Linked DNA regions of Homo sapiens: region 1 is linked to region 2. A link is an interaction called in ENCODE POLR2A ChIA-PET data of the cell type or tissue named here. Cell type or tissue: HepG2. All regions are shown on one strand. Links, peaks and the distances in the headings refer to the core of each region. The heading gives the core; the rest is flanking DNA. Region 1 overlaps HNF4A (hepatocyte nuclear factor 4 alpha). Region 2 overlaps PKIG (cAMP-dependent protein kinase inhibitor gamma).

Region 1 (4,389 bases), core at 300-4,299, 180 kb after region 2:
CCCGAGTAGCTGGGACTGCAGGTGCTCACCACTATCCCTGGCTAATTTTTTTTAGTTTCTATAGAGACGAGGTCTTGTTATGTTGGCCAGGCTGGCCTCGAACTCCTGGCCTGAAGTGATCCTCCTGCCTCTGCCTCCCAAAGTGCTGGGATTACAGATGTGAGCCACCACATCCGGTTCTAGATATTATTTTGATAAATTTTTTTGAGGAAAAGAAGCAAATATGAAAGAAAAGAGGAAGATGGGAAGTAAAGAGAAAGAAGGATGGAGGGAAGAAGTAAAAGAAGGGAAAGCCCAGGCCTTTGGAGTCAGGGTGCCCTGTCAAGTCATATCCTCCCTTTGTTTTTGTTTTTTTGAGATGGAGTCACCCAGGCTGGAATGCAGTGGCGGGATCTTGGCTCACTGCAACCTCCGCCTCCCAGGTTCAAGCAATTCTCCTGCCTCAGCCTCCCGAATAGCTGGGATTACAGGCGTGCACCACCATGCCTGGCTAATTTTTGTATTTTTAGTAGAGATGGGGTTTCTCCATGTTAGCCAGGCTCATCTTGAACCCCTGACCTCAGGTGATCCGCCCGCCTCAGCCTCCCAAAGTGCTGGGATTACAGGTGTGAGCCACTGCGCCCGGCCATATTGTCTCTTCAAATCTTGACTTGCCTCATCTGTTAAATGAAAACGGCCTCTCCTGGCTGTCGTTAACATGAGATGAGGCTGTGAACTCAGTGTACAGAACCCAATAGGAGAAGTCTGGCAGAGCGTTCTGGAGAGAGAGTCAGGGATGGCTTAGGAGGTGTGCACTGTACCTGGGTCAAAGAAGATGATGGCTTTGAGGTAGGCATACTCATTGTCATCGATCTGCAGCTCCTGGAAGGGCAGCACCAGCTCGTCAAGGATGCGTATGGACACCCGGCTCATCTCCGCCAGCTCCGGGCAGTGCCGAGGGACAATGTAGTCATTGCCTGGAAGGGTTGGGAGGGAGGGAGGATGGGAAGTCACCTTGGGTTGACCCCTCTCCTCTAGTTTTGGCTTTTAAGTTGGCAAGATAGCTGGTGCCTGTGGGAGGAGGACCTGCAGGGATGGTGACTCCCATTTCACAGGTAAGGAAGCTGAGGCCCAGATTCAGAAGATAAGCTGCCTTGAGTCATCCGGCTGAGCTTGGAACTTGGCTTTCTAGGACCTCTTTCACATGACCCAAGCTCCATTTACCAACATGACTCACAAGATCGATGACATTCAAAGGTCACCTGATAGGCACCAAAGCATCAAGGTTAAAGGACCAGATTCTGGAACTGCACTGCCCTGCTTAAATGGCTCTGCCCCTGATAGCTGGTTATAGTTGGATAAGTTACTTAACCTCTCTGTGCCTCAGTTTTCTTATCTATAAGATGAGGATAAATAATCGAGCTTCCCTCATAGCATTGTTATATTAAAATAGGTAGTGTTTGCAAAGCAGTGAGCACAGTCCCTGGCACACAGTGTGTGCTGTACAAGCGTTTAAAATAATAACTATGCCATGAAGGCACAGGTGACGCGGGCTGGGGCTTTGTGCCATTCTTAACCACCTCTTGCTCCTACTCCAGAAAGAACATCAGAATGCACAGGTAGGCCAGGCGCGGTGGCTCACACCTGTAATCCCAGCACTTTGGGAGACTGAGGCGGGTGGATTATTTGAGGCCAGGAGTTTGAGACCAGCCTGGTCAACATGGTGAAACCCTGTCTCTACTAAAAATACAAAAATTAGCTGGGTGTGGTGGTGCACGCCTGTGGTCCCAGCAACTCTGGAGGGTGAGGCAGGAGAATTGCTTGAACGTGGCGGGTGGAGGCTGAAGTGAGCCGAGATCACATCATTGCACTCCAGCCTGAGTGACAGAGCAAGACTCTGTCAAAAGAAAAAAGGATGCACAGGTAATTCCAGGGATAACCCTGATCGTGCTCTGACTTCAATGCTGGGAATTTGGTGACTTGCATCCACATTTCCTTGCATCTGAGTGGGGTACCCAGTTGAAAACTGAGTCCTGGAGCCCTCTAATGCAAGCCTGAGGACAGGGCCACTCCTGACTAGTCTCCCTCACCCTTGCATGCCACCATGTGAATCTCCTTGCCTGGGTGAGTGCCATGCTAGGCATACCCTCCCTGGAGCCCTGGCCAGGGCAGGCAGCCGCCTCACCTAGGAGCAGCACGTCCTTGAACACCATGGATCTCTTGGTGGCTCCGAGCAGCAGGTGCTCGCCAGCATGGGCTCTGAGCAGGGCCACCTGAAAGAGAGAAGGAACAGTGTTTGCCATCTGTACCCTTGGGAAGGCTGCCCGTAGCCAACTCAGTGACGCTGGGCAAGTCAGCTTAATGCTCCCCTCTGCCTCTACCTGCCTGAACTGTGAAATGGGCATCATAAAACTACTACCCATAAAACTAGAAACCTGGAAGGGGAAAGAACATGTGCTCAGAGCTGAGAGACCTCGCGCTGACTCTGTCCTTGAACTGCTGTGTCCTTGGGCAAGAAACTGCTTCGTGCTGGGCCTCTTCTGTGTGCCTGATGAAACTGTAAGCAACATTCTGTGTGCTTTTTTTTTCTTTTTTGAGATTCTCAAAAAGGTCTATGATCCCAAAAAGTTCCAAAACTGTGGGTCCCAAATTCCCACCCATGGACCAGCTATGGAGAATTATGAAGGGTGCTTTGTAAAAATACAGATTCTATTTTTTTTTTTTTTTTTGAGACAGAGTCTCACTCTGTCACCCAGGCTGGAGTGCAGTGGCATGATCTCGGCTCACTGCAGCTTCCGCCTCCCAGGTTCAAGTGATTCTCGTGCCTCAGCCTCCAGAGTAGCTGAGACTACAGGCGTGCACCACCATGCCTGGCTAATTTTATTTTTAGTAGAGACGGGGTTTCACCATATTGCCAGGCTGATCTCGAACTCCTGACCTCAGGTGATCAGCCCAACTCAGCCTCCCAAAGTGCTGAGATTACAGGTGTGAACCACTGCGCCCGGCCTGAAAATACAGATTCTTAGGCCCTGAGATTCTGATCCTGATTTTGTATGTTTAGGGTGGGCCCAGGGATCTGTGTTTAAAAAGCTCCATAGTTGACTCTGAAGTGCAATTCTGTTTGGGAAATCATTGGTCTGGCAGATCCCTCCAGGGATCGACATTGCAGGACTCCAGGATTCTGAGAGGGCATTACAAGAACTTGGATGTGGATGTTAGGTCTCAGGGCTGGTCCTTCTCAGAGCAAATGTATGAGCACTGGCCCCTGGCAGAGAATCAGCTTGATGAAACCATTCTCTGCAGGGGGTACAAGGCAAGACTTCTAAGACTGGAGTCATAGGTAGGGGCCCAGCAAGCTCACAGAAGGACATAGCCAGCCCACTGAGAGCCATCTGCTTTAGTGCTTGCCTGAGGACCAAAGGATGGCTTGAAACAAAACAGCACCAGGCTGGTAGCCTCAAGGATCTCATCTTCTCATCTTCAAGGTTGGGTTAGGGAGTTTGGAGGTTCCATAGCAAGCCAAACTAGAAGGTTAAAATCCTTTGTTTGTTCATTAATTTGATTGTTCATTCTTTCAGTTATCAAATCCTAAATGCCTACTAAATGCCAGACACTTTTTAAGACAATGGAGGCACAATGTTTAAAAACGAGAGACAAGGTCTCTAATCTCATCGAACTAACATTTATAGGAGAGAGGATGAACAGATAGTAGAGAACAAATAAGTACAGAGGACACAGGGTGATCACAGCATAAAGGAAAGAAGGAAGGAGAAAAGGTGGGAGGAAGGGAAGGAGGGAGGGAGGGGAGTGGAAAGGATGGTGAGAGCAATGGGGCAAGAATGGCTACGTTAGATGGGGAGGTCAGAGAAGGCCTCTAAGGAGGTGAAATTGTTGTTAGAGGAAAGAAGGCATTTGTCTGAAGATATTTGGCACAAAATAAGCCTTCAATAAATATTTGAATGAAGGAAGGAAAGGGGAAATGAATGAATGAATGAGCAAACATCTTGACTTCCTCTCTAGCTCTAGCTGCTCCTGGGCAGCCACTTGTCCTTGCCCCTTCTATTCCCCATGGATAGAAACCTGTGAGGAAAACAGAAAAAGAGGAAACTGCCTGGGAGGGAAAATCCACTTTCCATGACCAGTATGGAGGGAGGCCGAGGATGCTGATTGCCAAGCGCCTCCTGCGCACTGGGCACTGTGCAAGTCTTTCATCAGTCACTCCAGTGGCCTTCACATCGCGAAGCGGAAGACCTGGATTTGAATCCCAGTTCTGTCGCTAACTTGCTCTGTGACTTCAGGCAAATTTCTGTCTCTCTCTAAGCCCCAATCTCTTTCTGCAATTGTATCCAGGCCCAAGAAGCACACCAACTGGGAATCTAGTTTCTGGGGCAATGTCAACAAAATTGGGAA
Region 2 (4,389 bases), core at 134-4,133:
CTTGAGCCACGGTGCCTGGCCTGTTACACAGTTCTTTCTTACTGCATGCCAGACTGTGCTAAGCATCTTACAAGCATTTAATTTTATAGCAACTCTATGACAGAAAGTATCATTATCCCATAGTACAAAAGAGGCAGCTGAAACTCAGCAAGGTTAGGGAGCTTGGAGCCAGATGGAGCCTGTGCTATTAGGCTATAAAGCAGGGGAGTGAATTAGTATTATGCCTGGCATGTAGTATGGATTTACTGAAAAGTACCCATTCCCTTTTCTGACCTTCTTTTTCCCCTGCCCCCAGCTTCATAATAAGGCATTTCTTAAGGAAGGGCAAGAAAGTAAGCAAGTCCCTGGAAAACATAGTACAAGGCTGTCTAAAACATACACCAGATGCATTTTACCCATGCTTAAGCAACATCCTGTTTTGGATATTCAGCTGGATACAAACCTTCAGAATCTTTTCAGTGATGTTGGGTTGACTCTCTTGATTCTACCACCACATTCTACTCTTTGGTATCTAACTTCACAGCAAGAGTAAAAATAATTATTTTGGGGTATGAATTTTTTAAAACTCTTACCTCCTCAGCAGCTATATCCTACTGGCAGGGCGGTGTTACTACTTCACACAGGGCCAGGGCTAGGGACTGGAATTGTGACACAAACTCTCTTCAACCCATGGAAGTCTGTGCTTCCATGGAGGTCTCTGGAAAGCTGCGGAACAGTCCAGCTGCATCACTGCTTGGTGGCCGGGCATGCTGGGTCCTCCCCAGGCCTCCTGCTGTGTCTGTATTATCAAACTTGCTGAGGCTCAGCTACACAGCAAGGTTCCCAGAGAGTGGCAGTCTCTATCTTACTGTGAGGGGACAGGAAGGAAGGGAAAGTGAGATCACTTCCTGGCAGGCCTGCCAAAGGCCTAGGGGCTGGGTCACACTCCAGGTCTGCCCATGCCAGGCTGGGCACCTCTGGACAAGGCTCTTCCCCTCAAACCTCGGGAGTCTCAAGTGTGGAATGAAGGGGGAAACTGGGTATCTCTGTGGTGGTTCTGAAACATGTCTGCAAATTATCTGACATTCCTCCTCTCGGGAGGTAGAGTTTAATTTCAATTTCCCCGAACGAGCTGGCCTTAATGACCTCTAACAAATAGAATGCAACAAAAATGATTTTGTGTCACCTCCAAGATGAGGCTATAAAGGGTTATACAGCTTTCACCTAGCTCTCTCTGGGGAAACCTGCCTCTAGAGCATTGAGCTGCATATGGGAAATCTGAGGTGGCCGTGCTGTGAGGAAGCCCAAACAGGCCCTATGAAGTAACCACAGGGGAGAGGTCCTGAGACGGCCAGGAAAGAGCAGCAGCCGGCCAGCCTTCAGCGGTGCTGGCCCCAAGCTGCTCCAGTTCCAGCCACCATCTAACTGCAACTGCATAAAAGATCCAAGCCAGAACTGCCCAGCCAAGCTGTTCCCAAATTCCTGACCCACAGAAACCATGAGATATAAGAAACTATTGCTGTTGTTTTAAACCACTGAGTAACAGGGGTGATGGATTATGCAGAAGTGGATAACTGAAGCAATCTCTAATGTTACTTCTAGCTCTGGGGTAAGGGAGGTAAGAGTCTTCTAGCTCTGAAGGAAGGGCAGGAAAGCAAGGAAGTCCTTGGAAAACTGCCCCTCCTTTCACAGTAGGATGGAGACTGCCACTCTCTGAGAACCTTGCTGTGTAGCTGAGCCTCGGCAAATTTAGATCATACATCCGCAGCAGGAGGCCCGGGGAGGACCCAGCATGCCCAGCCACCAAGCAGTGATCCAGATGGACTGTTCTGCTGCTTTCCAGAGACCTTCATGGAAGCACAGACTTTCATGGGTTGAAGACAGTTTGTGTCAATTCTAGTTCCTCTAATTCTATAAAATGCATCTCCAAAATACACCGTGGAGAATGAAAAGAAGCAAGATATTATCTCTATAGTATTCATCCATTCCTTCAGAAAAATTTCACTGATCCCTCAGTGTATACTAGGCTTGGGACTAGATACCACAGATACAAAAACAGTAAGATACCATTGTGCCCCTGAGGGAAGTCCATGGTCTAGTTAGGGAGCTCAGTTCATAAGCCCGTAATTCTTAACCAGTGGTAGTAGGGGGGCAAAAATCACAATTAACAGAATCACTAGAGGATAGTTTCTCATAGTAATTCTAATAAAGCCAGGTGGGGGGATCTGGTGGGGGATTATTATTATTCTAATAATGCCGGGTGGGGGGACCTGGTGGGGAATTATTATTATTCTAATAATGCTGGGTGGAGCGACTGAGGGTGTGCTCTCTAGCTAATGATCACTGTCCTCATCAGCTGCTGTTACTGATGGTTGGGTATCACAGCCCACACACATGATGAGAGAGAGGAGTTTAGAAACCACTTCTGCATATACATCTAAGTATGCGAGGCAGAGGGCACAGCATGCAAGAGGCAAGGGGAGCCTGCTGCCCAGAAAGACTAATAAGAGGCCATGGGGCTGGGGAGCAGTGAATGGGAGAGGAGGTGAGTGGAATGACAGTCACTGGGGACTTTCAGGGTCTTGAGGGGCAAAGAGCAGACTTTAAATTTTGCTCTGACTTTGATTTTACCCTTAATATGTGAATGCTTCCCTTCCAAGACAATATTCAGAGGCTTCTCACTAGTGTAGGGTGAGTGAAGCCCTTCAGACAGTAAGGGAGTCTCTTCACACACTGCTCAGACACTGCACTGTGTGTCCACGGCCACTGCCAGCAGTGGCTGGGGCTCTGCCGTCTTCAGCTGCAGGAGGGATGTCCTTCCATCCTTCCTGCCTCCTGAGAGAAGTAGGGTTCCGAACCCAGAACTTGCTACATAGGTAAATACCGGTTGAACAACAGCCTCCCTTGGAACCTGGAAGAGCAACATGTTTGCAAGCCAGGGACCATCACTACTTGAGCAGAGTGTAGATGTCATCCGTACCTCTGGCCCACATTAACATCATTTACTCAAGGTTCCTAAGCCCTTGGTTGTTCAGTATTCCAGCCCTCCCCCCACACCTCCAGTCTTCATGGGAATGCCAGCCCCCTGTAAACAGTCCTGTGTAATTCCTGGCAGCCTGGGGCGTAGGCCCTTTAGCCTGAGTCCCTCTTCCTCTTCCCTGACCCACCAGAAGAGATGAAGTTTCCTTGCCTGCCACCTGCAGCACCTTGACTTCTTCCTAATAATGACTCAGTCGAAATTCATTCAACAGTCATTCGACAAATACACACAGAAATGTCCCGTGAGCCAGGCATGATGCTGATACATTTGTTCATTATCTGCCATTCCAACTGATTCCAAGAGGGTAGGTACCCTGCCTTTCTTGTTTGTCACTGTATCTTTGAAATATAGCACAGCTCCTGACATATAGATTTTAATCACTCAGTGACTAAATAACCATCTGATTCCTGGCTCCTGACCAAATAAATAATAACAATGATAAGAGTAAAACAAAACAAAAATGTGTTTAAAATTAATTTATTTAATATTTAATAAAATAAAAAATTGGCTACCACTTATGGGGTGAATATACTATGTTCAAACATGTTGACATGTTTGGGGTGCTGGGCATGCATTTTCGTGGTTGTACTTGGGGCATCCACAGGACAGTTGTACTTTTACAGCACCAGGGGCACCAGGCGCAGTGGTTCACACCTGTAATCCCAGCACTTTGGGAGGCCAAGGCTGGCGGATCACGAGGTCAGGAGTTCGAGACCAGCTTTACCAACATGGTAAAACCCCATCTCTACTAAAAATACAAAAATTAGCCGGGCATGGTGGTGCACGCCTGTGATCCCAGCTACTCAGGAGGCTGAGACAGAAGAATTGCTTGAACCCAGGAGGCGGAGGTTGCAGTGAGCCAAGATCATGCCACTGCACCCCTGCCTGGGCAACACAGCGAAACTCCATCTCAAAAAAATAAATAAATAAATAAAAGTACTTGGGGCATCCCAAAGGACAGCTGTACATTTATAGTTATAATTGTGAACTTCAGCAATATTTGATACTGTATCCCAGTTCATGCCTAAGCAGAAACACTAGAGGCCTGGTGTGCTCTCTCAAGATTCTGGCATCTGAGAGGCTGGTGGCCAAGGGAGCACAGTGGCCCACAACACTTTGGGTTCTCTCTAGACCAGTGTTCTTAAACTTTAAGGGTCACAGACACATTTGAGAGTTTGAGGGAAGCTACAGATACTTTGCCCAGAAAAGTATATATTCTCTGCGTGTGTGTGTAACCATACCTATGATCACAGGGGGCTCTTAACCCATAAGCCCCTGGCTAAAAACTCCAGCTCTAGACATCACATAACCCTGCATTCTTAAGGTTTGGAGGCTCTGGACCTCAACTCTCCCAGCACAGCTGGAACAGA

Evidence for each region. Peaks named below come from ENCODE experiments on the same cell type or tissue, not always from the same donor. Only the 100,000 strongest peaks of a DNase experiment are listed, where the experiment ranks them.
Region 1: POLR2A ChIA-PET joins it to region 2 with 6 read pairs; 3 of 35 experiments call an interaction of 5 or more read pairs at or near these places.

What each region holds. Positions count from the first base shown.
Region 1 is chr20:44,416,288-44,420,676 of GRCh38, reverse strand. HNF4A (hepatocyte nuclear factor 4 alpha) reads right to left here. Exons shown (of 10, transcript NM_175914.5): 6 at 2,165-2,252; 7 at 801-956. Among named protein-coding and RNA genes, the nearest start is that of MIR3646, 10 kb to the right of the region's middle. In HepG2, for the core only: no CTCF peak of the experiment used is centred there; DNase peaks (open chromatin) are centred at 1,216 and 2,476.
Region 2 is chr20:44,595,074-44,599,462 of GRCh38, reverse strand. All of the region lies in intron 2 of PKIG (cAMP-dependent protein kinase inhibitor gamma), which reads right to left. Among named protein-coding and RNA genes, the nearest start is that of PKIG, 15 kb to the right of the region's middle. RefSeq lists an enhancer at 1,138-1,885. In HepG2, for the core only: no CTCF peak of the experiment used is centred there; no DNase peak of the experiment used is centred there.